Linked DNA regions of Homo sapiens: region 2 is linked to region 1. Evidence: read pairs that join two places in POLR2A ChIA-PET (ENCODE). Cell type or tissue: Caco-2. All regions are shown on one strand. Links, peaks and the distances in the headings refer to the core of each region. The heading gives the core; the rest is flanking DNA.

The links. Peaks named below come from ENCODE experiments on the same cell type or tissue, not always from the same donor. Only the 100,000 strongest peaks of a DNase experiment are listed, where the experiment ranks them.
Region 2: POLR2A ChIA-PET joins it to region 1 with 5 read pairs; 19 of 35 experiments call an interaction of 5 or more read pairs at or near these places.

The regions. Positions count from the first base shown.
Region 1 is chr1:244,817,821-244,831,051 of GRCh38, reverse strand. No RefSeq gene overlaps it. Among named protein-coding and RNA genes, the nearest start is that of COX20, 11 kb to the left of the region's middle. In Caco-2, for the core only: no CTCF peak of the experiment used is centred there; DNase peaks (open chromatin) are centred at 9,671 and 10,741.
Region 2 is chr1:244,640,272-244,651,653 of GRCh38, reverse strand. It overlaps CATSPERE (catsper channel auxiliary subunit epsilon), which reads right to left. Exons shown (of 22, transcript NM_001130957.2): 22 at 11,150-11,382. Among named protein-coding and RNA genes, the nearest start is that of DESI2, 7.2 kb to the left of the region's middle. RefSeq lists an enhancer at 8,379-8,932. In Caco-2, for the core only: no CTCF peak of the experiment used is centred there; no DNase peak of the experiment used is centred there.

The DNA.
Region 1 (13,231 bases), core at 8,542-11,041:
AAATAAATAAAATTGGTTGTGTATGTGATTTTCGTGTTAAAGTAGCTCTTTACAAGCATAGTTTTTAGTCCTTATATATGTAACGAATATTTTCTGCATGTTCACTTATTTGTTGTTTTTGTTTATGGGGTCTTTTATTTCTCAAACGTTTTAACTCTTTTTTTCTTGCAGAGTCAAATATGTCAATATTTCCTTTTATGGTGCTTGATCTTGTGTCTTGCCTAAGTAGGCATTCTTGACTCATAATGAAAACATACTTTCATGATTTTGAAAATAATTCTATACTCCCTTTCTCATTCATAATTTTGAATATTTTTTCTTCTAAAAAGACCAACTTTTGGTTTTACTATTTTTTATTTCATTTTCTATTTTACATTTTAAAAAATTTACCTGATCTATTCTATTGTCTTTTTTTAGCTTTTTGAATTGACTACTTCATTCACTTTTTCTCCGTCTTTTTTGGTTTCTAATGAATGTCGTTATGACTATAAAATTCCCTCTGAGAATCATTTTATTGTTCATTATATCAGATTGTCATAGAGGTAATGTTCCTGTTAATCTTTCCTAAATTTTGTATAATTTCAGCTTTTATTTCACAAGTGAATATGATTGGATATGCTTTTGTTGTTCATTTCTATTTTTTGTCTTATTATGTCTTATACTGTGGCCTGTTTATTTCTACTTTTGGGGGTTTATTGATTGTATGTGGGGTGTGTGTGTGGTCTTACCTAAGAGATATCATTTCTGGCCTGGCATGGTGGCTCATGCCTGTAATCCTAGCACTTTGGGAGGCTGAGGCAGGTGGATCACTTGAGGTCAGGAGTTCAAAACCAGCGTGGCCAACGTGGTGAAACCCCGTCTCTACTAAAAATACAAAAAAATTAGCCGGGCATGGTGGCGCATGCCTGTAGTCCCAGCTACTCGGGAGGCTGAGGCAGGAGACTTGCTTGAACCCGTGAGGTGGAGGTTGCAGTGAGCCAAGATCGCACCACTGCACTCCAGCCTGGGCAACAGAGTGAGACTCCGTATCAAAAAAAAAAAAAAAGATATCGTTTTGTTCCTGTTACATGGGGATTTGGAAAGAATGTGCATTCTCTATAATAGCATTAAACCAAGCTTATCAATTGTAATATGTTGTATATTATCGTTATATATAAGTATGTAAAATATAATAGCATTCGGTCAAGCTTATCATTCAGCCATATTTGTATTGTAATGGTTTTTCATTGCAAGCAACAGACTCTGACTCTAGTTATCACGAACAAGAAGAAAAGGTCTTCCCTCTGTTGGGAAGATGTGGAGAAACTTACCGAATTGAAGAGAAAGCCGAAGAACCAGGTCTGGAAAGGGACAGCATTCAGGACACGTCTGGCAAGAACAAAATGAGTGGCTCTTCAGGATTCCCTGCTAGGAATCATGGCCGTGGCCTCTCCAGTCTGACGCCTTATATTGTGCTTTGTGTTTTTATCATGTTGTCTTGTGAGACTGACTCCCTGTGTGTCTGGCGGTCGATACAAGTTATGATTCCAGGCCGGGCGCGGTGGCTTACGCCAGTAATCCCAGCCCTTTGGGAGGCCGAGGTGGGCGGATCGCCTGAGGTCAGGAGTTCAAGACCAGCTTGGCCAGCATGGTAAAACCCTGTCTCTACTAAAAGGACAAAAATTAGCCGGGCGTGGTGGCGCGTTTGTAATCGCAGCTGCTCGGGAGGCCGAGACAGGAGAATCGCTTGAACTTGGGAGGTGGAGGTTGCAGTGAGCAGAGATCACGCCACCGCATTCCAGCCTGGGCGACAGAGTGAGATTCTGTCTCAAAAAAGAAAAGTAATGATTCTAGAAGCCGGGAGTGAGGTGGCCATTTAGCTTAGTGGCAGAGCAGAACCTCTGATTGATTGATTGATTGATTGATTGATTGATTTATTAAGGCAGAGCTTCACTCTCGTTGCCCGGGCTGGAGTGCAGCAGCGCAATCTCGGCTCGTGATCTTGGCTCACCACAACCTCCACCTCCCAGGTTCAAGGGATTCTCCTGCCGCAGCCTCCCAAGTAGCTGGGATTACAGGCATGTGCCACCACGCCTGGCTAATTTTTGTATTTTTAGTCCAGATGGGGTTTCACCACGTTAGTCAAGCTGGTGTCGAACTCCTGACCTCAGGCAATCCACAGGGCCCGGCCTCCCAAAGTGCTGGGATCGCAGGCGTGAGTCACCGCGCCCAGTGAAAACTGTTCTCTTAAAGGGGTGCCTTCCCTCCGGTGGCTGTCAGTCCCCTGGGACCCCGCCCGGAGTTTCCGCTTTCATTCCCTCCTGTGGGAGGAAGTGCAGTGTCAGGAATCGCATCCTAGAGGTGCGGTTATCTGCAGGCTACAGGATGGGCTGAAGGGAAACAGGGACGTCACTTTAGGGGTTTGGGATGGGGGCTTTGCTGGCAAAACTTACTTTTTGAGGTTCTCTCTTTGGCTTGTCTGGGGTTGTTTTTAATATGTTGGGATTAGAAATCAATGTGATTCCAAGTGTCTTGTACTCAGAAAATTTTAACTGTCTTGGTTTGCTGCTGCTGCATTCTCCTGGCTTCCCAGCAGTTACCAGCTTATTTATATATATAAATTTATATAAATAATAAATATATACATATACAAGTTTATATATAATCAATAACAAATATATATATTTATATATATTTTTTCTTTTTTTCTTTTTGAGACAGGTCTTGCTCTGTTGCCCAGGCTGGAGTGCAGTGGTGGGATCTCGGCTCACTGCAAACTTTGCCTCCCGGGCTCAGGTGATCCTCCCACCTCAGCCTTCTGAGTAGCTGGGACTACAGGTGCCTGCCACCATGCCCAGCCTAGAGAAGGGTTTTGTCTTGTTGCCCAGACTGGTCTCGAACTGCTGAGCTCAAGTGATCCACATGCCTCGCCCTCCTAAAGTGCTAGGATTATAGGCGTCAGTCACCGTGCCAGGCCTTTTATATTCTTTCTGTCATTTCAATAGGTTTTGGAGGAAAGAGTGATAAAAGTTTGTGTTCAGTCTTCTATAACCAGAAGTCTGCCTCAGTAGTATTTGTGTATGTGAGTACTCACATGAGTGTGTGCATATGTGTAAGTCTAATAGTACTACAGGGCTTGTAAAGAAAACCAGCTGGCCGGGCATGGTGGCTCATACCTGTAACTCCAGCACTTTGGGAGGCCAAGGAGGGTGGATTACTTAAGGCCAGGAGTGCGAGACCAGCTTGGCTGACATGGTGAAACCCCGTCTCTACTAAAAATACAAAAATTAGCCAGGCGTGGTGGAATATGCCTGTAGTCCCAGCTACTCGGGAGGCTGAGGCAGGAGACTCACTTGAACCTGGGAGGTGGAGGTTATAGTGAGCCAAGATCACGCCACTGCACTCCAGCCTGGATGACAGAGCGAGACTCCGTCTCAAAAAAAAAAAAAAAAAAAAAAAGCCAGCTCTTTTCTTTCTGCACATTTCTCTCTACGCTGGAGTTCTGCACCCTGCAGGTAATAACTTTGGTCTCTTTTGGCCCTTTCTTCTGCCAGTTTACCTTCTTATTTCTAAATAAAATGTTCATTCTGCTATTTCTTGATTTTTTTCATTTGAGGTGTTATCTATTGATAATGAATATTTAGCTCCATTTTCTGCACCCTTCTCTACCCTCATCCTCTCAGTGTGGTTACATCACATTTTAAAAAAGTTAAAACCGCCGGGCGCAGTGGCTAGTGCCTGTAATCCCAGCACTTTGGGAGGCCGAGGTGGGCGGATCACGAGGTCAGGAGTTTGAGACCGACCTGTCCAACATGGTGAAACCCTGTCTCTACTGAAAATACAAAAATTAGCCGGTCGTGGTGGCAGGCACCTGTAATCCCAGCTACTTGGGAGGCTGAGGCAGGAGAATCGCTTGAGCCTGGGAGGCAGAGGTTGCAGTGAGCCAAGATTGTGCCACTGCACTCCAGCCTGGGCAACAAGAGCAAGACTCCATCTCAAAAATAAATAAATAAATAAATAAAATAAATTTAAAAAAAAAGTTAAACCAGCATTCAGTGTGTGCATTGTCGTGATGGTGTAAGTATTGCTCATAGCTGAGCCATGCATAGTACTATGATTTCATTGCTTATAAAACTTTTTATTGTTCCTGGAGTTAATAACTGTTTTGTTTATTTGCTGAATTTTGTTGAAGCCAACTCTTACTGGCCCTTGAGAGCCGATTGTGGACATCCTTTGCCAACTCTGCGTGCAAATGTTGGTAGTTTGAAATCAGCTACGGTGGAAGTATTTATGCCACAGAAATCAAACAATGCTACAAATCAGGGCCTCTTGTTTTTTGGGCTTTTTGTTGTTATTTTTCAGAGAGGTGGTTTACCAATACACCACTGAACATACCTATCCATTTTTCCCTGGAAATTCTCCTACAGAGTTATAAAACTCTCCACAATATGGCCAAATGTATCACATGATCCACCTGTCAGTACTTTTTTTTCTTGGAAACATCACCCCTGGAGTTTTTTTTTTGTTTTTTTTTTTTTCGAGACAGAGTCTCTCTGTGTCGTCCAGGCTGGAGTGCAATGGCATGATCTCAGGCCACTTCAACCTCCACCTCCCGGGCTCAAGAGATTCTCCTGCCTCAGCCTCCCGAGTAGCTGGGATTATAGGCGTGAGCCACCACGACTGGCCTCCCCTGGAGTTTTTGTCTTCCTGCTCCAGTCAATGATGGCTGCTTTCTAAGACTAGTTCCCACTTGTTGTCCTGGAGGGTCTTGTAAACTCATGCTGAACCACCTGCTCCTCCATTCCACATCATTCTTTTCTTGGCTTACTCCTTCATTTTGGAGAAGAGTATCCTTCAGCAACTTCCTGGAAGTTACTGAAGAGAACTTTTTGCAGAGAAGGTATATATTTTAAGATCTCATATGCCCACAATATTTTTGCTCCTTTCAACTTCAATACCTGGTTAAAATTGCATTTCTACAATTATTCTCCACCAGAATGATTATCCCTCCTAGATATAAAGCAGTCTCCTACATAACCATAATGCTGTTATCACAACTAAGAAAACTAGCAATAATTCCAGAATACCATCTAGCATATAGTACATATTCAGAGTTCCCCAAGTGTTCAAAGAAATTTTCCCAATTGTCTAAGCTTTTGTTGTTTTCAGACATGCTGCTGCCTATGGTTGCTATATCTCTGGGTTTCCTTAGTCTAGGACAATCTCCCCATCTTATTTTTTTTATGACATTGATTTTTTAGGAAGTCTAAGGCGATTGTTTTGTAAAATGTCCCACATTCTGGATTGTCTCTTGGTGTCATTTAACTTGTCTGTCTACTATCCCTTTCTTTCCTCTAAACTGGAAGTTCAGTCTAGGGCTGCCTAATCCAGTATCATAGCCACAAGCCTCATGTAGCTCTGGAGCCCTTGCAATGTGGTGAATACAGCTGAGGAACTGAATTTAAATTTCATTTCATCTTTGTTAAGTTGAATTTAAACTGAAAAACTGATACTCAATTCAGTGATAGGAAAAATGTATGTGTGGAACAACTTGGAGCTAGTTTTTCAATTGCAAATTTTATGAAATCTAAATACAGATCAAGTATTTCCAATGAAGATTTAGCATCTGAATTGAAATGTACTTAAAGTGTAAAAACACATGCTGAAAATACATGACTCAGTACAAAAAAGAATATAAAATATTAATTTTAAAATATGGATTACATGTTAAAATCGTAATATTTCGGATATACTGGGTTAGCTAAAGTATGTTTTTAAACTAATTTCACCCCGGGCTTTTCTCTTTTGTTTTTACTTTCCAAATGCAGTTACCAGAAAATTTTGAATTACATAAGTGGCTTACATATATTTGTATTGACATGTGCTGGTCTAGGAGCCTGATTCAATTTAGGTTAAACATTTTGGGCAAAAATACTTCTAGACGATGTGGATTTCAAATTTTATCACATTGGAAGGCACATACGTCAGATTGTGCTACCATTAGCGACGCTAACTTTGATCACTGGGTTAAGATGGAGACTGCCAGAACTTGCCATTGTAAAGATACGCTTCTCGCTTTCAATTAAAAACCCATGCAAATATCCTGTTACCAAAAATCTGTTCACCTAATGGTTTTAGCACTTTGTGAGTATCCTTGACGGAATCAGCGATTACACTGGAGTTAGCAAATGTTGACCTTATTCTGTCAATCCATTTATTAGCTAGCATTCGTCTGTGAAGCACTCCCGCCTCCCTTTTCATATACATGTATCTTTATATGAAATATTTATTTAATGGGTTTCAATTAATTATGGTTATTCTTTTTGAAGCCCACATCCTTTCCTTGAACATTCCCTGGCCATTTCTTCAAGGAACTCTTGTTTGTTTCAGTGGGGATTAAGTTGCTTCTTAAAGCCCCTTGAGATGAATTTTTTTTAAGTATAAGAAGAACACTGAGGCCGGGCACGGTGGCTCACACCTGTAATCCCAGCACTTTGGAAGGCTGAGGCTGGTGGATCACTGGAGGTCAGGAGTTCAAGACTGGCCTGGCCAACATGGTAAAACCCTGTCTCCGCTAAAAATACAAAAATTAGCCGGGCATGGTGGTGGGCACTTGTAATCCCAGCTACTTGGGAGCCTGAGGCAGGAGAATTGCTTGAACCTGAGAGGCGGACGCTGTAGTAAGCCAAGATCATGCCAGTGCATTCCAGCCTGGGTGACAGAGCGAGACTCCATCTCAAAAACAAACAAAACAAAAGAAAAAACCATTGATACAATTTTATTAAAGATAATGCTTTGTATATACATGTCAGTTCCATCTACATTGCTGATCATAGAATGAAAGCATTGCACCTTGTTTTTGAGCCATTATTTTCTTTAAATGCATATTAAAGCTATATCTTGGCTGGCCTTAGGTTTCATATCTGCAAAACTGAGATTATAATACATCTCTGAAAATGAGGACAAGAAATAGAATATGCAGAGTTCTGGGCTCATTCTTGTTGCTGTGTCCCTGGAGACCCAAGCTGGGCAAGCCTCTGCTCCTCATCATTATCATCATCATCTCCCCAATTCCCAGTTCTTTATTATTATTATTATTTTAAAATTTCAGTTGTCTCTGACAGAAAGACCCTGTCTCCAAAAAAAAAAAAAAAAAAGCGGTACATTCCATGGCTGTATGAGGGTCCTTAGAGTCAATCTTTTCTGAAATATATCCATATGAATTTGAGATTAGTTATCTTGAAGTGCATAGAAATTACTCATATTCCTAATACATTTATTAAGCACTGATGAAGGGATACTTATTACCCTTTTTTTTTTTTTTTTTTGAGGCAGTGTCTCGCTCTGTTGCCCAGGCTGGAGTGCTGTGGTGTGATCTCGGCTCACTGCAATCTCCACCTCCTGGGCTCAAGCGATCCTCCCACCTCAGCCTCCCGAGTAGCTGGGATTACAGGCGTGCACCACCACACCCACCCAGATAATTTTTGTATTTTTAGTAGAGATGGGGTTTCACTATGTTGGCCAGGCTGGTCTCAAACTCCTGACCTCAGGTGATCTGCCCGCCTTGGCCTCCAAAGTGCTGGGATTACAGGCTGAGACACCTCACCCAGCCCAGAATACTTACTAACTTTTTAACGTATCAATATTTAAGGACTTTGACATAACTCCTTTTGCAAATTTTAGAATTATTTTTTCCCACCTAAACCAATATACATTTACATTTGGGTTGTACATGCATATAAAAACATGCACATTTTACTGGGCTTTATACCACTGTTTGAGATGGCAGGTAGTGAGTGACACGGAGGGGCTGGGGGCTGGGGGACCTCTTGCCAGCACCTTGAACCCACAGTTGCACCTCAACTCTCTCCAGCTCTGCCACCTTGAGCCAGTCACTGGACCTCAATTTCCTCCTCTATAAAAGGAGGTATTAGTGTCTCTCCCTCACAGTGTAACGTTGAATCAAAGATGTTAAGAGATTTGCTTAAGGTTACGCAATTATGCAATTAGTATGGATATCAGACTGTTTTTTGTTTGTTTGTTTCTTTTCATTTGAGAAAGAGTCTCGCTGTATCACCCAGGCTGCAGCGCAGTGGCGTGATCTCGGCTCACTGCAACCTCTGCCTCCGGGCTCAAGTGATTCTCCTGGCTCAGCCTCCCGAGTAGCTGGGATTACAGGCGCCCGCTACCACACCTGGCTAATTTGTGTATATTTAGTAGAGACGGGCTTCACCATGTTGACCAGGCTGGTCTTGAACTTCTGACCTCAGGTGATCCAACCTCCTTGGCCTCCCAAAGTGCTGGGATTACAGGCGTGAGCCACCGCGCCTGGCCCTAAGTGGACGCTTTCTTTCCAGCAATCCTTTGTGGAACTTCTGTTTTGCATTTAGAATGGGAAAATCGTGTTTGTATTTGAAGGCGAATTTTCAAAGGCACAAGATGTTAAGTCCTAACCCTGAGAACTGTTTCATGGGCAGCAATATCAGCTAATTAAATTTGAAAAAAGGAAAGACAAAAGGAGAAAAAAGTTAAAAATAATAGCATACAGTTAGGGAGCCATTGAACTTCTGTGCAAACTTATTTGGATTTTGTTTGGTTAGTTGGTTGTTTTTGTTTTTGTTTTTGTTTTTTAGACAGAGTCTCACTCTGTCACCAGGCTGGAGTGCAGTGGTGTGATCTCAGCTCACTGCAACCTCCGCCTCCTGAGTTCAAGCGATTCTCCTGCCTCAGCCTCCCAAGTAGCTGGGATTATGGGCGCCCGCCACCATGCACAGCTAATTTTTGTATATTTAGTAGAGACAGGGTTTCACCACGTTGGCCAGGGTGGTCTCGATCTCTTGACCTCATGATCCACCCGCCTCGACCTCCCAAAGTGTTGGAATTACAGGTGTCAGCCACCGCACCTGGCCTGTTTGTTTGTTTTTTGAGACGGAGTCTCGCTCTGTCGCCCAGGCTAGAGTGCAGTGGCATGATCTCGGCTCACTGCAGTCTCCACCTCCCAGGTTCAGGCGATTCTTTTGTCTCAGACTCCCAGGTTGCTGGTATTACAGGCACCCACCACCACGCCTGGCTCATTTTTATATTTTTAGTAGAGATGGGGTTTCACCATGTTGGCCAGGCTGGTCTCAAACTCCTGACCTCAAATGATCCGCCTGCCTTGGCCTCCCAAAGTGCTGGGATTACAGACATGAGCCACCACGCTCAGCCCCTTAATTAATTTTATTTATTTTTATTTTTTAAGACAGAGTCTTGCTCTGTTGCCCAGGCTGGAGTGCAGTGGTGCGATCTCGGCTCACTGCAACCTCTGCCTCCTGGGTTCAAGAGATTCTCCCACTGTTACTGGAAAGGGGTCCCAATCCAGACCCCAAGAGAGGGTTCTTGGATCTTGGGCAAGAAGTAATTCAGGGCGAGTCCATAGAGTAAAGTGAAAGCAAGTTTATTAGGAAAGTAGAGGAATAAAGAATGGCTACTCCACAGACAGAGCCGCCCGAGGGTTGCGGGTCGCCCATTTTTATGGTTATTTCTTGATGATATGCTAAACAAGGGGTGGATTATTCATGCCTCTCCTTTTTAGACTATATAGGGTAACTTCCTGACGTCGCCATGGCATTTGTAAACTGTCATGGTGCTGGTGGGAGTGTAGCAGTGAGGAAAACCAGAGGTCACTTTCATCACTATCTTGGTTTTGGTAGGATTTGGCCGGCTCCTTTACTGCAACCTGTTTTATCAGCAAGGTCTTTATCAGCTGTATCTTGTGCTGACCTCCTATTTCATCCTGTGACTCAGGATGCCTAACTACCTGGGAATGTAGCCCAGTACATTTCAGTCTTACTTTACCCAGCCCCTACTCAAGAGGGAATTGCTCTGGTTCAAATGCCTCTGACATTTCCCCCCTCCCTTTTATAAGAGAATCCTTAATCCTAAGAGTTGCAGAGGGACAAAGATCCATCTTCTGCAACTTCTTCAGGCTGAATAGGGGCAATTATATTACTGCCCAACTACTGGGTCTTTTGCATTCAGGGTAGAGAGGAGCTCAGTCAGAAAGCATCCATATGGTGAGGGCCATTCATAACTCTTGAATTCCGACAGAAGGTGATATCATAAGTGTTAAATTTAAGAAAACGTTGAGTAAACTTATCCTCATTTTTACACAAAGAGTACAACAACAATATATTCCACAAGAGTAAAGCAAAATAAGTAAAATTATTCCAAGTAAACTAAATTAGAAGGCTTCCCATCAACTGGGCAACTGTTGGAACTAAGCTGATACGGGGTTGTTAGCAATTCCAATGCATGCCCAGAATTAGAATACTGATCCAGATTTTTACATTACCCATCCCTTTTTTTTTTTTTTTGAGCTGCAGCCAGAGATCACTGGTTGGTTCACAGGAATAAGCAGGGTTAGCCTAAATTACAGAAACAAACTTAAAAACAACTCATGAGACTAGAATCTAATAACAGGTGTATTATAGTTCTTGAAATATAATTTTTCTCTCTCCAGTTTCTCATTTTTACTAAATACAAATCATGGTAAGGCCGATTTACTTTATTGTATTTGGTCTGATTATTTGTATAAAATGCAGCAAGAATAATTATTTTTCACAAAAGGTGTTTTTAAATTGGCTTTGATGGAACTCTGTTCCACAGAAGGAATCTTAGATAAGACTTTTTCAGAGCCGAGCCCTGCCATGGGTTTGTATCCTCAAATACCTGTGGGATGAGTACATTCCTCCCATCTTGGGATCCCAGATAACTTGGGGCTCCTGGGCCTGTTGGAAAGTGACATTCTTTACTTCCCATGGGTCAGAAACCCTGTACAGGGACTGTGTGGGCAAGGTATGAGGCCTGTTTTCCCAAGGGGCTTTTATTGGCTCTGTAAGTCAAGTTTAATTCCTTAAAGGAAAAACACACCATTCCGGTTAAAGCCTTGGTAAAATAACCAGCTTTTCCACTTGTGTCCGGTTACAAAAGAAAAATTATTGTTGCAATTAGGCAAATAACTATATTGCCATAAGTTAAGAATACTCTCTAGTTTGCAAATTCTGGAGAAAGCAGGTACAGAGAAACAAATATGCTCCAAAGTTTGTTCATAGGAGTATATTTTACTCAATTGTTAAAAAATGCAGGCCAGACGCGGTGGCTCACACCTGTAATCCCAGCACTTTGGGAGGCCGAGGTGGGCAGATCACGAGGTCAGGAGATCGAGACCATCCTGGCTAACACAGTGAAACCCCGTCTCTACTAAAAATACAAAAAATTAGCCAGGCATGGTGGTGGGTGCCTGTAGTCCCAGCTACTCGGGAGGCTGAGGCAGGAGAATGGTGTGAACCCCGGGAGGTGGAGTTTGCAGTGAGCCGAGATCACGCCACTGCACTCCAGCTGGGGCGACAGAGCAAGACTCCGTCTCAAAAAAAAAAGAAAAAAATGCAAATAGCTCAAAAGAAAAGTTTTCTTGACTCTGAAAAGCAAAACAAAGGATCAATAATATTTTAAGCAAAGTCAAAAAGATGACTTCAGAATTACTGACTTGAGCTGCTGCAGTTATCTCCTGCTGTGTTTGATATTCACGGACATTCCAGTTCTCTGTGAGAGTTCTGAAAGTTTTTTCCTCTATTTTAATATCACAATTTCCAAAGTTATCAGAAACCTGCATTTAAGAATACCTGTTAGAGTTCTCTAGTTGATTATAAACCACCTTTTAAAGAGTATTAAGACAACAATTGTCTGTGGATGGCAAAATGTCTTAGGACAGCCACAGTCAAAAACATGATTGACAAAGGATGTTTTTCTTTGGCCTGATTATTTGTATAAAGTGCAGCAAGAATAACTATTTTTCACATAAGCTTTTTTTTTTTGCTTTTTTTTTGAGATGGAGTCTCGCTCTGTCGCCCTGGCTGGAGTGCAGTGGTGCTATCTCAGCTCACTGCAAGCTTTGCCTCCCGGGTTGACGCCATTCTCCCGCCTCAGCCTCCCAAGTAGCTGGGACTACAGGCGCCCGCCACCACGTCTGGCTAATTTTATTGTATTTTTAGTACAGATGGGGTTTCACTGTGTTTGCCAGGATGGTCTCGATCTCCTGACCTTAAGATCTGCCTGCCTCGGCCTCCCAAAGTGCTGGGATTACAGGCGTGAGCCACCACGCCTGGCCCACATAAGCTGTTTTTAAATTGGCTTTGATGGAACTCTGTTCCATAGAAGAAATCTTAGATAAGACTTTGGTTTTTTGGTTACCTCTGTGGCATACAATGATTTTCTGTAACAATTATAATTATTAATAACATATACTAAGTCATATCAGAATTATAGGAATTTCCTATTATTTTGGAACATATGCCAATAACACATTTATACAAATACAGCCCAAAGAAAAGCAAACACCGTTTCATATTTGACAATGTTTCCTGTATGAGTTTTGTACCAAATAAGCCGAATTTCACCTTTACATTAGTGTACTATTAATGTTAAACCCAATTCTTTTTTTTTCCCCTTTTTGAGACAGAGTCTGGCTCTGTTGCCCAGGCTGGAGTGCAGTGGTGCAATCTTGGCTCACTGCAACCTCCACCTCCTAGGTTCAAGCGTTTCTCTTGCCTCAGCCTCCCGAGTAACTGGGATTACAGGCACGTGCCACCGTGCCCAGCTAATTTTTTGTATTTTTAGTAGAGATGGGGTTTCACCATGTTGGCCAGGCTGGTCTTGAACTCCTGACCTCAAGTGATCCTCCCGCCTTGGCTTCTCAAAGTGTTGGGATTACAGGCGTGATTCACTGCACCCAGCCAAACCCAATTCTTAATAAAACCCTATAGACACATTTACCCAATTTTAATGTTTGACCCTAAGGTAAGATTCTCATAAACTTTTTATAACCCTTTACAATTTTTGTTAAAGAGCAGATCATAAGCAGATTTTTGCTTCAGGAAAAACCTGTTGTGTTTTTTTCCAATGTTTAATTTATGCAAAAACTGAATAATACCCAACTTTAGCCAATATGTTCATACACAGCAAGGTAGGTAAACTGAACAATTTCCAAAAGTCAAAGAAGCAGTTTATAACCTCAAAGCATTTAGCAAACATCTGACCTGCATAAGTTAGACCAAATATTTACATTTTTGAAGATATTTTTATTTTACCAATAATCTTTAAAACTGTTTCCCAAAGATTACTTAAGTCACATGAACTAAAAGGCATTATACTTTATACTTTTCTGTCAAAATATTTGATTTAAGCACTTGTTTTTAAGCCAATCAACCCAAGC
Region 2 (11,382 bases), core at 5,557-8,056, 180 kb after region 1:
TTGGGGCTTGCCCTCTTGCTGAACTTGGGAGTCCTGTGACCACCATTTTAGGAATGAGTGTGGGCTAGCCTGATGGATGATGAGGGACACGTGGTCAAGTCACGGCCCACATCCAGCTGACAACCAACCAACTGCGAACATGTGAAGCTCTCCCGGACTATCCTTCCCTGGCCACAACCACATGGATCGGACGAACTGACCAGCCAACCCACAGAATGTGAGAAATAATGTTTTAAGTCACAAAGTTTTGGGGGTGGTTATGTGGCAAAAGTTAATCAAGTCCACCAATTGGATGCTGTTCCAGAAGTGCATGCCAGCAAGTGGCTTCGTTGTGGCTGATAGTGGTGGAGACCGAAATAATTAGAGTTTAAATATTTTGGAGTAAAGTCTGTGGAACTTGCTAATGGGTTAGATGTTGAGTTGGTTAGGGAGAGAGGATTCGAGAATAACTTCTAGATTTTTGACTTGGGGAACTGAGTGGATAGTCCTGGCACTTCTAAGATGTGAAACATTTTGGGGAGGAGCAGGCTGGGGGTAGGGAAATCAAGAGCTATGGTTTGGTCATGCTAAGTTTGAGATGCCTTTTAGACATCCATGACTGCCAAGTAGTAGACATTTGAATAAACTGGAGTCATGGCCATTTATAGACTTGGGGCTTGGTTGGATGACCTAGGAATATGTGTAGCTAAAAAGAAGTGGGCCAAGAACAAAGCTCTAGGACCCTTCACCATGTAGAGGTCAAGTAAAGTATGAAGAGGAAGCACGGAGGCAGGAGGAAAATCAGAAAGAACATGATAACATTGATGTCAAGACTATTGGATTCAGCAATATAGAAATCACTGGTAGCTTTGATGTGAGCGGTCTCTGGGAGGAGTGAGATTTAAATAACTGCTTTAACAGTTTGAGAAGCAAATGTAAGGTGACAAAAGGGAGACAACTTAACTTGGGGGCAACAGCTGGATAAGGCGGTGTGGTCAATGGAGGGCATTTTGAAGATGGGAGATGCTGAGGCATACTTGCATGTAAAGGGAGAAAAATTGATATAGGAGAGGGAAAGATTTGCAAGGGCAAAGAAGGGAGAGGGATCCAGGACACAAGTTAATGGTTGCTGTTTAGTAGGGGGGATGCTTCATCTGTAGTGATGGCATAGAAGGCAGATGCAGGTGCACAGTTACGGCATAGAAGGCACGGAGACGGGTAGGCAGGTTAGAAATACGGGAGTGTAGGAAATGAGGGTGTTTATTCCTGATTTACTTTTACTTTCTCAGTGAATTATGAGGCAAGAATGTCTTCAAAGAGTAAGACGTGAGGAGAGGGGCATAGGGAGTTTGGAGAGACAGAAGGTGATGTAAAATAGAGGAAATAAGTAAACTTGGAAAATATGGTTTGTCAGGTAGTGTTGGGGGACAGTAAATGCTGTGCACATCATTACTTGACTGTCCTCTGGAAGGTTGTTGACAAAGTTCTAAAACCTGTTTTTGGTGCATCAGCTGCCTTGCTTCTCTTTCCTCCCATGGTGTTCCTCCCCACCTTAAGCAATTACAAACTACGTAATCACATCTGCTAAGCCCTTTTTCCTGTGAAAGGTGGGGAAAAGGCACTGTGCATTTGCACCTTATTTAGTCCTGGCTGCAGTCCCCATAGATTCACTTTAACTCTTACTGTACACACTCCCTTTGCCCTTTGTGATCTCATCCACTCTCAGCTGTAACTGTTGCATGTATACTGAAGAGCCGCATGTCTCCATCTTCGGTGCTCTTCTCTCTCCAGAGTGCTAGGCCAGTATAACCTACAGCCTCTTGGACTTCTCTAACAGGATGTGTTGGTTTCCCTTGGCTGCAAATTGCCACAAACTTAGTGGTTTAAAATAACACAAACTTATTTTCTTATAGTTCTAGAGATCAGAAGTCCAAAATGGGTCTCCCTGGGTTAACATCAAGGGCTGTGTTCCTTCTGGAGACTCTAGGGGACAATCTGCTTCCTTGCTTTCCCAGGTTCTAGAGGCTGCCCTCATTCCTTGGCTCATGGCTCATGGCCCCGTCACTCCAGTGCCCACCCCCCACCCCACACGCCATTTCCATCATCATGTCTTCTCTGACTCCCTTATTTCTCCTTCTTACTTATGAAGAGCCTTGTGATTAGATTGGGCCCACCTGATAACTGAGGAGTCTCCCTCCATCTCAAGATCCTTAATCACACCTGCTAAGTCCTTTCTTCCTATGAAAGGCAACAGCCACAGATTCTGGAGATTAGGATGTGAACATCTCCCGGGGGGGCTGGGATTCTGCCCTACCACACAGGATGGCCCATGGTTACTTTGAATTTATCAGGTACAAAATAGAATTCATCATCTAATGATGGAATGAGTTATGCTGCTCATGTAATTCAGGTATTGATCCATCAATAATGAATCATCCATCCTTCATTCATTGAACAAGTGTTAAATGAGTACCTTTGATGTGTCAGCCTCTGCGTCACTAATTCACCTGTGATAGAACAGACATGATCCTACTCTCATGAAGCTTACAATCCAGTGAAACACAGAGAAGAATATATATATTCTTACATATATATAAAATAAATGTAATATAAAAATATATTCTTCTTTTTTTTTTTTTTTTGAGATGGAGTTTCACTCTTGTTGCCCAGGCTGGAGTGTAGTGGTGCAATCTTGGCTCACCACAACCTCCGACTCTCGGGTTCAAGCAATTCTTCTGCCTCAACCTCCCAAGTAGCTGGGATTACAGGTGCCTGCCACCACGCCCGGCTAATTTTTTTTGTATTTTTGGTAGAGACCGGGTTTCTCCATGTTGGTCAGGCTAGTCTCGAGCTCCCGACCTCAGGTGATCCCCCTGCCTTGGCCTCCAGGCCTCCAAAAGTGCTGGGATTACAGGTGTGAGTCACTGCGCCTGGCCAAAAATATACTTATATAATAATATTCTTATATTACATATTATAATATATAATCTGTATTATATATTACATTTTATTTATATATATTATGTATTATATATCTGTATCACTAATTCACTATGATAGAACAGACATGACCCTACCCTCATGAAGCTTATAATCCAGTGAAAGAAAAGAATATAGTTACATATATCCTATAATAAAATATATAATATAAATTCTTATATATAGAATTATTCTATTACATAATATACAATAGAATATAAATATTCACTCATAATTTTATAATTTAAATTGAAGGAGACAGTAGTAGAACATAACATGCAGACTTATTTGAGGTGGTTGTCAGGAAACGGATGAACAAAGAGAATTTAGTATACAGAATTGTAAATTGGGTATTAGAGGGCTGAAACAAAAAGGGAACACTGAGGTGTCAGAAAGCTAGAAACAGCTAGGACACTTAGGTCTGGGGGAATAAAGAGGTCAGAATTGAAAGATTTTTGAAGCTTGCAGGAGAGCCCTATTAAGCTGGAATTGCAAACCCTGAAGAGGAGAACTGCTGGTCTCTGGTATTTCTAAAGGGGCACAATGACATCGGCCCTGGAAAGTTTTAAAAACTTCGAGCTAGGAATTATCCACCGCTGCTGAAATCAAGCGCTACTGCTGCTAGATGAAGAAGCCTGCCTACATTCCTGCTGACCGGAAGGTAGAAAACAGGAAGTCCCTCCTCCTCCTGCCTTCCAGTCTCCCACCAATATCCCTCCCTAGATAGAGAGGCCCCGGCAACAGAAAGCAAAGCATAGAAAATCACTATTTCTTAGGTGGCCTGGGAGAGATCTAAGCTGCCCAAACCATTATAAAGGAAAATTAATTTTAAAGCTTATTGCTCTCTGTGTTGTAGAGATGAACTGAGTCTGTGTTTTATTTATTGTTCTGTTCCAAATTACCCCAAAACGTAGCAGCTTAAAACAGTTTCTGAAGGTCAGGAATCCAAGAGCGGTTTAGGTTGGTGTTTCTGGCTTTGAGTCTCTGGTGGAGCTGCAGTCATCTGATGGCTTGACTGGGGCCTGAGGATCTGCTTCCAAGCTCACTGACAGATCAGCTGGCAGGAGGCTTTAGTTTATCACCACATGGGCCTGTCTGTAGGGCTACTTATGACATGGTAGCTGTTCCTCCCAGAGCAATTGATCCAAAACAGAATGGGAGAGTCATCAACAAGAAAGCTGCAGTGTTTTATAACCTGGTCTCAGAAGTGACCTACCCTTACTTTTGCTATATTCTGTTGATCATACTGACCAACTCTGGAGCAATATGAGGTGATACTGCACAAGGGTGTGAATACATGGATCACTGGAGCCCATCCTGGAAGCTGGCTACCACAGATGGCTATCTAAAACTCTGTCACCTCCACTGAGGTGGTAGCCAGAGTGAAGAATGGCTTATGTGTTCCAGACCCCTGCTGGTTTCCTGTCTGCTCCACCATGAGAAATATTTGAGAGGTCATGCTCAGCTCCCCCCACCCTACTCCCCATGCCCCATCCTCTGTTAGATCAGTTGTTATTGGTTGACTATACTTACTGCAAGATTTGGATATACAGTGCAGTGTTAGAAGATGGGCATATGAATTCTCCAGTAGATCTTGAAACTGTTTATTTTCCACTTCAAAATGACCAGGTCCCTGAGAAGATAGCCTAGTTAGACAATTCAGGGGACAATGGTGCTCTTTGTCTTAGACGTCTTTAGTTATGAAGTTATGCATAATTGGAATTGATATACTTGACTTTTGAAGCCATTGGTAATTGTACCAGGTTGTTCAAATGAAAGTGAAATGTGATTGGCTAGGTTTTTGATAATGCTTTGCTAGTCTATATCTGGAGGTTATATTTCAGGCAAGACAAATAACTTTCCCTAGATAGGTGGTAAGGGTTCAACATAGCTCACTTCTCAATTCTGTGCCTCCCTCGTCTCCAAGAACATGATCCCCTATTGGTGACAAGATGGAGGTCATCCTTGTTGAAACTTGGGCAGTCAGCTTCCCTAGTGCCTTTTCCATTCTTAATGGGTACAACATTGATGCCACAACAACATGGCACCCAGGCATCTAGTCTACCATGGCATCTGTTCTACCGCGATCAGACCAGACATGAACTTGCTTTGTTAGTTATCTAAATGAGGATATCTACTTAGAAATTCCATAGAATAGGTAGATCATTGAATATTGTTGTTGATGTGAATGTGAACAGTTTCTCATCCTCTTTTCTCACTGGGATGGAAAAGAACAGATTTGCAGAGTCAGTAGTTGCATGCCGTATACCCAAGGTCTGATGAATCCGCCCTAGCAGTGACACCATATCTGGCACACCAGCTGCAACTGGTGCTATTACCTGGTTGAGTCTGCGGGAGTCAACAGTCATTCTCTAGGATCCATCTGTTTTCTGCAGACTGGCGATTAAACAAAGATACAACAGGGACCACCAACCCTGCATCTTTTAGGTCTTTAATGATGGTAATAATATCTGCCTCCCCCTGCAACCCGCCAGAATAACAGTTTTCTCACTTTGTCGGGGTTTGTGGAGGGGCCAGTTTCAGAGGTTTCTATTTGGCCTTTCCCACTCTGATTGCTCCTGCTTCACAAACCAAGGGCCTCGATGTGGGCGTTACTCCCACGGCCAAGTATATAATTCTAAGTATGTGCTTTGGAGACTGGGAGAGGCCCCGGGGTGGGTGGAGCCACTGTGGCTCTCATAGGCCCTCACTCTAAAGGGGAGGCTTGATGACACTTTGGGTCTCTGGGTATTAATGTCAACTGAGACCTGTGTGTAATAGTCCTCAAAATGTCTGCTTATTCCTCTTTCCCCAGGAAAGTCACCTGAGTAAACAGCCACAGGTCTCTGGGGGAATTGTCATGGTATATATAATACTTGCCACAGTGTTGCAGGATCCTTCTTCCTGGGAACCTGGCCGCCTCTTCAGTCAATGGGTTCTGGGTCTGAAAATGTACTCTGGGTCTCGGGACTGAGCAAGGGACCATGACTTTTTACTGGGGCAATGTCCCTCAGCCTCTTCTTTCATTCTTGTTTGTTATTATTATTGTAGACATTAACCAACAGCCTTGTAGGTCGGGGGGCACCTGTTGCCCTGTGAGGCCGAGGCTTCTGCAGCATCTTGTAGTACAGCAAAAGGGCTAACCCTTAATAGGGAGCAGTGGGCCATCTCTGCGTGCCCAGAGGCGGGTGGGAGGGGTGGAGGTTGCAGAGCTCAACACCTTCAGAGGCATCCATCCAGATTTTCCTGTCCTAGTTTTTAGGATCAAAAGTTTTCTCTACCAGGGCCTCAACGGCCCAGTAACAGACCTAAAGTAGCTGTGTGCAAACATTTCTGGAGCCCTGTGACTCCCAGGTCTTCAGCTTAGTGTTCAATTGTGTCTGCCTTTTTACTATTGGTGACGATGACCTCTTTATAAGAGACACTGCTTTTTATTCTTATCTCCATTAGCTGCTATGGCTCTCGGTCTCCACTTTGTGCAGGTCATTAGTATAACTCAATCATGTCTTTGTGATCCCCATGTTTTTCAAATCCCTTTACCATTGCACCTGCCATAGCTTTCCCCTCCACCAGGACATTTCCTCGGGTCACTATCAATGAAAACATTAAAAACTGAACCACCACCTACAGCCCAGGACTATCGCTGACCACATATCCCTTAGGATGGCTTCCTGTCTGCCTTCTGGGTGCTGGGTGAGCCAGTCCCAAATTACCATCTGACTGCCTGATTTCTCAGACCGCTCACTTATGACTTGTGCTAATCCAGGTCCTCTGAGAAACAGTTACTAACATGGGATTCAATGTGCAAGGATTTCATGCAGGGAAATACTTGTGTGAAAGGAAATAAAGAGCTGTGGAAGTTGAGAGACTTACCAGAGAGAGAGCGCGGGAGAGAAATGGTGCAGATTGAGATTGGATAGAGTTGCCTAAACTGCTGTGCAATCTAAGGAAGGTTTGGTAACACCTTCGGGAGTCCTTGAGCCAGGCTGATAAGAGTCCTGTGTCTACCAGCACTGGGTCTTCCTTAGTTTCCTCACTGCACTCGGTCACAGGTGGGGAACAGCCTGAGGGGCTGCAGGCTTGGTGCAAATGTGGTGATGAGTTTCAGAGGGCAGCAGCTGATGCTCTGGGTCAATTACACTCCTGCAGTGGGAGACTTGTGAGGGACAATCTCATGGCCTCCAGGAACCACTGATCTTCCTGCGAGCCTACTTACCACTGTGACAGGAGGGAAGCCAGAGTTCATGAGTAATGAACTTTCACGAAATATTCAATTCTTAGTTTTCAGCACAAGATCTAATTCTCTCTTGCTGACTCGAGGATTTTGATCCAGCGATTACCTCTTTCCTCCTGTATCATCAGTTTCTCCTAGCTACTGGATTATTTCCACCCATATTCAGTAACCTCTTCCTGACCTCACTTGTGCTCAGGTGCCTGCCATTTCTTTGCTCCTTGTCAAAAAAAAAAAAAAAAAAAAAAGTGAGGTGGGGGGAACTTCTTGAAAGAGTTGTCTGTACTTGCCTCCACTTCTTCATTTCCCAGCTCTTTGCTCACAGTAAGAGCAGCTTTACTTTTTATGATTAATTAAAACATTTAAGTACAATGTGGTGGGAAGTAGGAAGAAAGCAAATAGCATCCAAAATTACATCATTTTGTTAGGGGGAAGGGAAGGACAGGGAGTGATTTGTTAAAGCAGTGGTCCCCCACCTTTTTGGCACCAGTGACTGGTTTTGTGGAAGACAAGTTTTCCATGGACAGGGCATGGGGAAGGTGGGGAGCGGGAATGGTTTCAGGATGAAACTGTTCCACCACAGATCATCAGGCATTAGATTCTCATGTGGAGTTTGGAACCTCCATTCCTTGCACGTGCAGTTCACAATAGGGTTCGCACTCCTACGAGAATCTAATGCCACTGATCCGACAGGAGTTGGAGCTCAGGCGGTAATGCTCTGGTGGGGGTTGGGGACCCCTGTGTTAAAGGATACAAATTACAGCTAGATAAAAGGAAGAAGTTCTCCTGTTCTATAGCACTGTAGGATGACCGTTAGTTAATAATGATACAGAGTTTCAAATAGCTAGAAGGAGGATATTGAATGTTCCCAACACAAAGAAATGACAAACGTTTGAGATAATGGATGTGCTAATTACCTGATCTGGTTACTATACTTTATATGTATAAAACCAGCACTATGTACCCCATAAATATGGACAATTATTATGTCAATTAAAAAATATTTTCCTCAAAAAATGACATCATTTGAAGTTTGGTGACTTCCTTTGTCTTTACGTGCATACATATTGGTTTACATAGAAAGAACATTTTCCAGGCTGCTTTTCTATTGTTCCCCTTCACCCCAGTTTGGAGGGCCTTGTTTCTCTCTCTCTCCATCTCCATCTCTTGATACAGCCCCACGCCCCCTGTCGTGTACACACACGTGCATGCCTGCACACACAATGGTACGTATACTGCTGAAACGGGGCAGGTTCTCTTATCCCCCTGGCAGGGCATGCGATAGGCGTGTGGCTTGCTTCTTTGGTTCTCTGCCGCTCACACCTCTGGGAGAGCATGCAGACGGGCAGGTTGTGGGGCTCCGACCCCGGGCAATGTCTAAGGGCGAATGTTTACAGCCGAAGCCCCAGTGGGTGTGTGTTACAGGGTGTTCGTTCAGTTGAGCTGTCCATAGCAGCATGTGTTAATCAGCTCAATGAGGCCCTTGCCTTATTGCAAGGACAGAGGCTTTCTGTATCTTGGGTTTCTTGCCTTAGTGTACCCGAAGAATCAGATCACACGTGGGCTTGATTGAAGAATGAATGCAAGGTTTTATTGAGTGGAAATAGCTCTCAGCAGATGGGGGAGCCAGAAGGGAGATGGTTTTCCCCTGGAGTCGGGCACTTGGCAGCCAGTCTCTCCTCCCACCGTCCCGGCCAAACCCCCAAACTCCGCGTGGTTCCGCTGATCAATGGCCTGCCGGCTGTGCTCTCCAGCCCATGTGCTTCTCTCGGTGTCCAGCCGCCTGTGTGTTCTTTCGCTAATGTGTGTTCCTCTCGACGTCCAGCCGCTTGTTGTCTCTGCCCACTAGGGTCTTGGGGTTTTTATAGGCACAGGATGGGGTCGTGGCAGGCCAGGCTGTTCTTGGGAAATACAACATTTGGGTGTGAAGGCAGGAGTGCCTATCCTCACCTAGGTCCGTGGGCACAGGCCTGAGGGCGGATCCCTAGCCAGGGACCTGCCTTTCTCTACCCAGCACTTCCCTGTCCCCCGTCCATATCACTGCCATGCTTTCCTCCATGTTCTCAATCACACAACATTTATTTTGTTTGCATAAAAATAGGATCAGACTATAGATGCTTCCCTGCAGCTTGCTTTTCTCATTTAACAAAACCTTGTTAAAAACCTTCTAAGTCACTTAGCACAGACTTTGTGGTCAACGTACAATCAAACATTTATTCAACCACTCCCTGTTCACCTGTTGCTAGGTGTTAATTCTCTTTCTAGAGTTTTGCCACAGTAACTAATGATGCCATCTCTCTATATATCTGTATCTATCTATATGTATAGCATCTCTATCTATTCATCCATCCATCTACACCCACACATATACACATATCCTGATATACTGGTCCTCCCCATCCCACTGTGTGGAACGATTCCTAACAGTGGGGTTGCTGGGTCCAAGAGAGTCTGTATTTTTAATTTTAACAGATTTTGCCAGATTGCTTAAAAAAAAACTACAGCGATTTACATTTCCTTCAGAACTGCAAGATAATTTCCTTCCCATCCCTGACCCCCATTCCTTCTCAAGTATTATCACCCTTTGGAGTTTTTGCCGTCAGGTGAAAAATGCTGCCACACCGTGACTTTGGTTTGTATCTTTCCGACTGCCAGCCAAGGTTGAGTTTCCTTAGTGGATAATTACCTGATTTTGAAGCCAGTCTGCCTGAGTGTGAATTCCAGTTTCATCACGTACCAATGATATGCGCTTAGTAGATTTATTTACCCTCTATGTGCCAGTTTCCTCATCATCTCTATAATGGGATAATAATAGTTCTTGTTTCATAGGGTTATTGAGGAGGTTTGGTTATTAGAAAAGATCCTGGCATATAATAAACACTAAAAAAATAGTTGTTTTAAATATGTTTATTGGCTGTTTGGATATGCTATTTTGTGGGATGACTGCAACTTTGCTCATTTTCTATTGGGTAGTTTGTCTTTTCTCCCCCTATCTAGTTTCAGATCTTGTTTCACCTCTTTCATTAAATATTTTAAAGTTTTCTTCATATAGGTCATGTTCTTCTCATATTAAATTTATATAATTTGTCACTGCAATGAATAGATTATTTCTATTGCTAACAGATTGTAACTGTTATAGAGAAAGTATTGATTTGTAAATATTTGTCTAGTATAGAGCCATCAAATTCTGTTATTCTGGTAAAACTTGTTGTGAATTTTGGACTTTCTTAGCACATAATATTATTTAAAGAGAGGATTTTGTCTCTTTTTTCCCAGCATTTGTACTGTTTATTTTATTTTTCTCCTGTGACGTCAGAACTTTCAAAACAGCGATGACCAGCAGGTATCTCTGTCCTATTCTTGATTTTGGTGACATGAGCAATTCTTTGTGGACAGCAGCTTTGATCAGTGCCCGTGGAATTTCATCTTGCTTGTGATCTTCCATTCTTGATTGCCTGCACTGTGGATTTCAGACTTGTTTAGCCAGGCTCCACGATCACACAATCCAATTCTTTTCAAATATATCTCTTCAGAGGAGAGTAAGCGCGCGCTGGCGCACACAACACACACATGCACCCACACACACTCACCCACGCACCCCCCCCTCTGGTTCTGCTGCTCTGGTTGAACCCGGACTGATACATCCAAATACTAGTTATTTAGAAGGCTGTGGTAATATTTGGACAAATTAAGAAGCTTGTTTTGAGCATCAAAGTCAAAATGTAAAACTTAGAATTAAAATTTAGAGCCTGCTCCAAATTCTACAGGCTCATGCCTGTAACCTCATGAAAGGCTGGAGGATCACTTGAGCCCAGGAGTTCAAGACCAGCCTGGGCAACACAGCAAGACCCTGTCTCAAAATAAAATAAAATAAAATTGAGAACATCAGCTGCTCATTTTTAATATATTTTACATTTCATCTGTTAATTTACCAGTAGAAAAAAATCTGTTTAGGGCAGGTTATTTAAATCCACACACCTTTATTAAATCCTTTATATATAAATTAACTACAGTCATATAAGGTTTCATGTGAAAAGTTTCATGCAAAATGATACTTGACACATAGATATATTTTCAAAAATTCACTTTCATTCTTACAAAGGATTGTAATAGTCAAATTTAGTTTATTTTTTCATGCCATGTGAGAGTACATAGAGTATCTTTAAAATGAAGGCAAACAAAGGATTAATTTA